2 separate regions of the Homo sapiens genome follow, and region 1 is linked to region 2. A link is a contact called in ENCODE Hi-C or POLR2A ChIA-PET data. All regions are on one chromosome and are shown on one strand. Each heading gives the region's core, a stretch centred on a gene start or an enhancer-like site at or near the end of the contact. The rest is flanking DNA. Distances are from core to core; before and after follow the strand shown.

Region 1 (3,851 bases), core at 232-2,731, 290 kb after region 2:
CTGAAGTTGTGGGTAGACATGGATTCGGCGGGGGGTGGGGGGGTAGGTCACTATTTGATCCACAATGATAACGATGATATTGTTGTAATATAATTGTTAAAATATTGTATTCAAAATTAATGTCAAAAAATCCATAATGAACAAAATGTCAAAATTTTAAATAAAGATGGGATCTGGGCCGGGCGCAGCGGCTCATGCCTGTAATCCTAGCACTTTGGGATGCCAAGGTGGACATCACCTGAGGTCAGGAGATCGAGACCATCCTGGCTAACACGGTGAAACCCTGTCTCTACTAAAAATACAAAATTAGCCGGGCATGGTGGCGCGTGGCTGTAATCCTAGCTACTCGGGAGGCTGAGGCAGGAGAATTGTTTGAATCTGGGAGGCGGAGGTTGCAGTGAGCTGAGATCCTGCCACTGCACTCCAGCCTGGGTGACAAGAGTGAGACTCTGTCTTAAAAAACAAAAAATACAAAGGGACGGGAATTTGATTCCTCTTGATGGGAAGAATGGCAAAGGATTTGCAGGTACGTTTGAAATCCACCACACACATATTTGCCTTCTCTGTGGAGCTCTTCTGCATACACTAATCTTGTCCTTACTGACAGCCTCTACTTTTACTCTTCTTTCTTCCTGGTGCTATTAGTCCAAACTGGGAGTGGTAGTTGTGGGAGGCTTATCCTGAAGCCTGGTTATAGAGAAAGAAAAGTGACATCAAGAGAAGGGAGGCCTAAGTCATCATCATGTCACTTTCCTAACTCAGAAATCTTCAGTGCCAGCTATTTCCTGGCTAATCAAATGGAAACTCCTCTACCTGGTTTTTAAGAGCCTTCATTCTGACTCCAGTCTCTCCAAGGCAACACAGTTTTGTGTGTTTGTGTTAAACATTTTACCAGTAGACACCTGTGTCAGTTGTTAAGCTCTTGTCTCGTCTCCAAACCTACTCTTCTGTACCTGGCATGGTGGTGCTGGGGCCAGGAGTCCACAAACCAGATTTGAGCTTCACCAGCTGCCCCCTATTAGGGGGCGCCAAAGGAAGACTGGAAGCCTGGAGAACTAAGAAGGGATTGCTCCTTCCTGTTTGCTTATGGAACTTTCTGGGGGGCTTCCTGTTGACTTGCCATTTTCTGTGAGAGGACCCACCAACACTTCTTCACCTCAGCAGAGGCAGAGCCTTTCTGCAGCTGCAGAGTCCAGTTTGCAGTTTTGCCAGCACTTGGAGACCCGGCTTCATTTTCTCCCCTGAGAGACATCCGGACCAGCTGGGCAGCAGCTTTTCCTCAGGTATGAGTTAAGCTCCAGGGGGCCCTTTATGTAAGTGTTTAAGTTTTTATAATCCCCCCTCGTCCCTATGTTCCCTCAGCCCCACAGGTGGAAGCTGTTCTTTGCATATGCTATCTCTGTGAACTCTTAGAGTTCCTCTTTTTATACTTTCAATAACCTAGTCCACAACTTTAAACCGAATTGAACTTTAAAATATTCTATCTGTACAGATAACTGGTGTGTTTTCTGTTTCCTGACTAGAACCTGACTAGGTGGTCAAGGAAACGAATCCTCAAAGATGGAGTTTAGGAGTTGGTGTGGGTTTGAGTGCAGTTCTGAGCTCCCCACCAATGAGAAGGGATGCTGGTAGCCCATGGTGTCCACTGGTATCACAATGAGTCAGATTATCTCATTTACTAGAGTAGACTACAAACTGGGGAAAGGAAATACCCAGAACTGGGGGATTACTAGATGCTGGCTCAGTTGATGCTCACTCCTAGAACCTAAAACACTCCACTAAATACAAAGTGGAGACTGACAGTGGTCAGGTGATAGATGGAGTTTTAGCCCAAGTTCAACTCACAGTATGCCCTCCAGATTTACTGACCCACCTTGTGGTTGTTTCCCCAGTTCTTAAATACATGATTGGAGTAGATATATTTTGTCAACTGAGAGATTCCCCACATTGTCTTCTGATCCATGAAGCACCATTAAAGTAGAAAGGACCAAGTGGAAGCCCCTGGAACTTATTTTTCTCACCAGGATAATAAAGCAAAAACAACACTGCATGCTTGGGGGAATTGCAAAGATGAATGATACCATCAAAGACTTGAAAGAAGCAGAGGTGATGAGACCTCTTATATCCCCCATTTATTTATTCATTATTTTATTTCTTTATTTATGAGACAGAGTCTCGCTCCTTATTTACTTATTTTTGAGACGGAGTCTCACTCCATTGCCCAGCCTGGAGTGCAGTGGTGCGACCTCAGCCCACTGCAACTTCCGCCTCCCAGGTTCAAGTGATTCTCCTGGCTCAGCTTCCCGAGTAGCTGGGATTACAGACACAGGCTACCATGCCTGGCTAGTTTTTTTATATTTTTAGTAGAGGGAGGGTTTCACCATGTTGGCCAAGCTGCTCTAGAACTCCTGACCTCAGATGATTTGCCTGCCTCAGCCTCCCAAAGTGCTGGGATTACAGGCATGAGCCGCTGCACCCGGCCACATCCCTAATTTAGCTCACCTGTATGGCCTATTGGCAGATTGATCTTGGAAATGACTGGTTATCTTACACCGAATCAAATAATGACTATACTAGCGGCTGCTTTTTTTTTTTTTTTTTTTTTGAGACAGTCTCACTCTCACCCAGGCTGGGTCACTAGAATTGTGAGAAATATATTAAGCAGAGGAGGACATGTATCCTTCAAAAGCTGTAGGCAGGGCCAGGTGTGGTGGCTCACGCCTATAATCCCAGCACTTTGGGAGGCCGAGGTGGGTGGATCACCTGAGGTCAGGAGTTCAAGACCAGCCTGGGCAAATGCTTTTTTCCCCTCCATATTAATATGTAATGACAAATAGAAACAGTTTGCTTTTACTTTTTAGACCAATGGCACCCCTCATTAGACCAATGGTACCCCTTATTAGACCAATGAAGCCCCTTTGGTCTGAGGCAACAGTCTTGCCTCACAGCTACATGGACTTACCTATAATACTTTGCATATGGAGTCTGCAAAAATCGTGACCATCTTTATGTTCCCCATGTCACACTGGTCCACTGCATTGATGACATTATGCTGATGGTATCTGATCTGATGAGTAGGAAATAACTGTACTTTAGATGCCTTAGTAATCAGCGTGCAAACCAGAGAGTGGGAGATAATCCCCATCAAAATTTAGGGGCATGCCACCTCAGTGAAGTTTCTGGGGGACTAATGGTCTGGAGCATGTCTGGATAGCCCCTCCAAAATGAAGGATAAGGTGCTGTACCTTAAACCACCTACCAGTGCAAAAGAATGTTTGGTGGATCTTTCTGGATTTAGGAGCCAACGTACACTTTATTTCATTATGCTACTTTGACCTTTTGCCAAGTAAGGCAGAGATGCTACCTGTTTAAAGTGAGGACCAGAATAAGAGACTGTTCTGCAGTAATTCCAGGCTACAGGGCAAACTGCTCTTCCACTTTGGCCTAATAACCCAGCATATCTGATAATGCTCAGTGTGTTTGTGGCAAATATCACTGCTGTCTGAACCCTGCGGTTAGAATCAGCAAGAGAACTGAGTACAGGTCTCTAGGGATTTGAAACATATCCATGTCCTCTTTTGTAGACAGTCCCTTTTTTTTTTTTTTTTTTTTTGAGATGGAGTCTTGCTCTACCCCCAGGCTGGAGTGCAGTGGTGCGATCTCGGCTCACTGCAAGCTCTGCCTCCCGAGTTCACGCCATTCTTCTGCCTCAGCCTGCCGAGTAGCTGGGACTACAGGCACCTGCCACCACGCCCAGCTAATTTTTTTGTACTTTCTTAGTAGAGACAGGGTTTCACCATGTTAGCCAGGATGGTCTCAATCTCCTGACCTTGTGATCCACCCGCCTCGGC
Region 2 (4,081 bases), core at 1,570-4,069:
ATCAAACAAATTTATTAGGAATGTGGCTCTCTTTCTCAGAGTTTTTCCCTTTGTGCTATAAAAGCAAGTTTTAAAAGGAACTGAAATGACAGCTCAGCAGGTAGAATCATTTAGTAAACTCATAGAGCTCCTGGCACTGCTTCAAGGGCCCCTGTGGGCTGTGTTGGGCTTGTCTAGGTTATGTATCTCTTTTCAATTATTTTCTTAGTTAATCATCAAATTTTTAATTGAGCAACCTTCTAGAGCAGTTGGATTTACATGCACTTTTGGGCACGTGGATTTGCTGCCATTTATTCTAGAATTTTTGAAGGGCTAGACCCCTGGACATAGCAGATAGCTCTATTGTTTAGGATCAAACAAACCTCCAGCAGGATCCTTGGAACGAGGAAGGAGCCAGGACTTAGCAGAGCACGCCAAGGTATTCGCTGAAGGAAACTGGCCCTTCCAGGGGACTGCATGGAACCCGGGGGGTTGGGAATACAGTGCCCCAAAACCCAGTGTGTCTTTTAAGTTCAGCCTCCCTAGCCAGTGTGCCCTGTGCGTGATCACTGTAAAGCCACACCTTTCAAATCAGGAGGTGTAAGAAGTTGTCTTTAACCTAAGGGAAGAGGAAACAGTTTGCTAAAAATAAGGCCATTACCTGCTGGAACTGTCACAGTAGGTTCTAATTAACTTGTCTCCTCTTGTTGTTTTCAAAATGATGTATTCTAATTCAAAGTAAAGACTGTAGAGACAATTCTAAATTATTTTCTTCTTTTTTAGGGGGTGTTGTGGGGAGGGTCTCACTCTGTCACCCAGATTGAAGTGCAGTGGCACGATCTCAGCTCACTGCAGCCTGGACCTCCTGGGCTCAAGCGATTCATCCACCTCAGCCTCCTGGGTAGCTGGGACTACAGGCGTGCTCCACCACACCTGACTAATTTTTGTATTTTTAGTGGGGACGGGGTCTCTCTTGTTGCCCAGGCTAGTCTTGAACTCCTGGGCTCAAGGGATCCGCCTGCCTTGGCCTCCCAAAGTGCTGGGATTACAGGTTTCAGCCACCATGCTCAGCTCTAAATTATTTTCTTCTTTTGCTGCGTAGGCTTCTTGAAAAAAGTTTTGAACTGAAAACACAAGACTATGAGAAGCAGATTCAGTCTTTGAAAGAAGAAATTAAAGCTCTCAAGGATGAGAAGATGCAACTCCAACACCTGGTGGAGGGGGAGCACGTCACTTCTGATGGCTTGAAGGCGGAAGTGGCCCGCCTGAGCAAGCAGGTCAAGGTAGAGCGGCTCTCACGTTCAGCCCCGCCCTCTGGTTACGTCATTTGATTGCAATTCCAAGTTCCCACAGATTAGACAGCTAAAAGCATCTGTGTAAAGGCCACAGGCAACTGGAGCCTGATTCCTTCAGTCCTTCCAACTGTGCACCTCCAGGCTGCCTTTGATTTAGCAATCATTGTATTCCATATTTTAAAAGTCAACTTTCTAACTTTTTTGAAATTACATTTATGTAAAGTTATTTAAATATGTCGATGTAGAGAATACTCCCAAATTAGACTGTAAATTGAGGTGAATCCTTATTATATAATCCATCACTATAAATCTATAAACACCTGCATTAAAGTTAAGTTACCTTATTATCAAAATCTTTCATTTAAACTGTTATTAGAAAATTTACTAAAACAATTATCCAATGCACAGTGTGGTGAATGTAGTTAATAAGAGCATATTGTACATTCAAAATTGCTATGAGTAAATCTTAAATGTTCTCACCACAAAAAATGACAAGTATTTGAGGTGATAACATGTTAATCAGCTTGAATTATTCCACAATATATTCATAAATTATAACATCAATAAAGCTATAAATTTTCAATGGTAGAAATTTTTAAGTAAATTTTTATAAAGCTGAGAAGGAAAAATCACATAGAATTTTTAAAACTGCATAATGATATATAAAAATATTGTTACCTGCCGGGCACGGTGGCTCAGGCCTGTAATCCCAGCACTTTGGGAGGCCAAGGCAGGTGGATCATGAGGTCAGGGGTTCTAGACCAGCCTGACCAACATGGTGAAACCCTGTCTCTACTAAAAATACAAAAATTGGCTGGGCGTGGTGGCAGGTGCCTGTAATCCCAGCTACTCAGGAGGCTGAGGCAGGAGAATTGCTTGAACCTGGGAGGCGGAGGTTGCAGTGAGCCGAGATCGCGCCACTGCACTCCAGCCTGGGTGACAGACCGAGACTCCGTCTCAAAAAAAAAAAAAATTGTTACCTGTATCTATCATTAAAAATATATAAATATTCCTGGGCAATTTAATAAAATGCTCTAGAGAAAAATGAATGAATGGATGAAGTAATGATCCATGCTTGGACAATCAAGGCTTAAGTGAATTGTTTCCCTACCAGAAAAGTTAAACCTGAGTGTACCTACGTTCTTAAATGTAAGACATTTCATCATTAAGTTGGAAAGCTTTTAAGCTTCTACTAAATATGTGAAATACATATTAGTAGAGTATTTGTAGGATTATGGAAATAGTCTCTGTAATTGTCATGAACTAGCCATGCGTGGTTTAGAAGAGCTTTTGGAATTGCATCCGGGTGGCCACTGAATTCCACAACTGAAGTGTCTGTCTTTTCTGGGCCCCGTCCCCTATTGTTTAAAAGTAGGAGGTCAGACCACATGATCAGGAAGGGTCACTTTCATTCCTGTGACTGCTTCACTCTTAGCAGCCACATGAGCCTGATGTCAGTCAGTCTGTGGGAGTCCTGTCATCTGGCTGAGGTCTGAGGTCTGTATCTTAAATGTAGGAACTTGTGAGACTGCGCTTGCAGAGAGGTACCAGTAGGTGTCACTCACTTCCTCTTTGGTAGCTAAGACTGGTTCACTCTCCAATGTGATCCATTAAGATTACTTGGGGCTGGGCACGGTGGCTCAGGCCTGTAATCCCAGCACTTTGGGAGACTGAGGTGGGCGGATCACGAGGTCAGGAGATCAAGACCATCCTAGTTAACACGGTGAAACCCCATCTCTACTAGAAAAAAAAAAAAAAATTAGCCGGGCGAGGTAGCACACACCTGTAGTCCCAGCTACTCGGGAGGCTGAGGCAGGAGGGTCGCTTGAACCTGGGAGGTGGAGGTTGCAGTGAGCCGAGATTGCACCACTGAACTCCAGCCTGGGTGACAGAGTGAGACTCCGTCTCAACAAAAAAAAAAAAAAAAAAATTACTCTGGGTTTTTGTGTTTTGTTTTTTGGGTTTTTTTTGAGACAGAGTTTTGCTCTTGTCACCCAGGCTGGAGTGCAATGGCACCATCTTGGCTCACTGCAACCTGCCTCCCAGGTTCAAGCGATTCTCATGCCTCAGCCTCCCAGGTAGCTGGGATTACAGGCATCTGCCACCACACCTGGCTAATTTTTTTTTGTATTTTTAGTAGAGACAGGGTTTCACCATGTTGGCCAGGCTGGTCCTGAAGTCCTGACCTCAGGTGATCCACCCGCACTAGCCTCCCAAAGTGCTGAGATTACAGGCGTGAGCCACCGTGCCCAGCCTACTCTGGTTTTCAAAGAAAATAACTCATGATCATCAAGTTATATGTGTTATAGTCAGTCTTAAAAGCCTAAGTAAATGCAAATCTGACTTGGAACATTTACTGAAACATTACAAAGAAAAGCATGGCCTTCAGGATTTGGATAGTCCTGAGTCCCCCATAAACCTGGCATGTGACCCTGAACGTGCCAGTCAGCCTTCAGTTAAATGTAGCTGCTGTTTGCTAATTGAGAAAAGATCACTCTACTTACCTCATAGGCCTGTTAGGAGGATTAGGTCTTCTAGGTAAAGTGCTCAGCACATATCAGTTTGATTCTCCTGCTTACTCTCTGTAGAAACAGGGGCTGGAGCCCTTAAATACTCAGGGTAACTGAAAAAATATCAAGGAGAGTTTATTCACCTCTGCTGTCCCTGAAAGTCCTTATATCTCCCTCAGATACAAAGCAAAAGCACAGACCTGTGATTCTTATTCAAGCTGAGCTCACAAGGGAGAATAAAGGCAGAATACTGCCTCTTCCCCACAACCAGAGCTGCCCAGGCCACCTCCTTCCCAA

The links. A loop is a pair of places that touch in the nucleus more often than their neighbours do. ChIA-PET counts read pairs that join two places held with the same protein, here RNA polymerase II (POLR2A). Pooled maps may share reads with other maps.
Region 1: a map with no recorded cell type shows a loop between it and region 2 (8-fold over the local background). The contact joins two enhancer-like sites. A Hi-C loop is called at or near these places in 1 of 37 single-sample maps with no recorded cell type and 2 of 50 pooled maps. POLR2A ChIA-PET finds 5 or more read pairs at or near these places in 9 of 52 experiments (A673, AG04450, B cell and 6 more).

What each region holds. Positions count from the first base shown.
Region 1 is chr15:51,933,466-51,937,316 of GRCh38, reverse strand. LOC112268148 (a long non-coding RNA gene) reads right to left here. Exons shown (of 3, transcript XR_007064635.1): 2 at 2,963-3,067. Among named protein-coding and RNA genes, the nearest start is that of LEO1, 36 kb to the left of the region's middle. RefSeq lists enhancers at 1,322-1,541, 1,762-1,811. Within about 2 kb of position 1,481, at least 3 of the 41 ENCODE cell types and tissues checked have a DNase peak (open chromatin) inside an H3K27ac peak, as active enhancers do; they include B cell, where a contact is called at or near this core.
Region 2 is chr15:52,226,314-52,230,394 of GRCh38, reverse strand. It overlaps MYO5C (myosin VC), which reads left to right. Exons shown (of 41, transcript NM_018728.4): 25 at 1,082-1,262. It overlaps LOC105370820 (a long non-coding RNA gene), which reads right to left. Exons shown (of 4, transcript XR_007064638.1): 3 at 3,779-3,897. Among named protein-coding and RNA genes, the nearest start is that of GNB5, 37 kb to the right of the region's middle. RefSeq lists a silencer at 1,199-1,373. Within about 2 kb of position 2,819, at least 5 of the 41 ENCODE cell types and tissues checked have a DNase peak (open chromatin) inside an H3K27ac peak, as active enhancers do; they include B cell, where a contact is called at or near this core.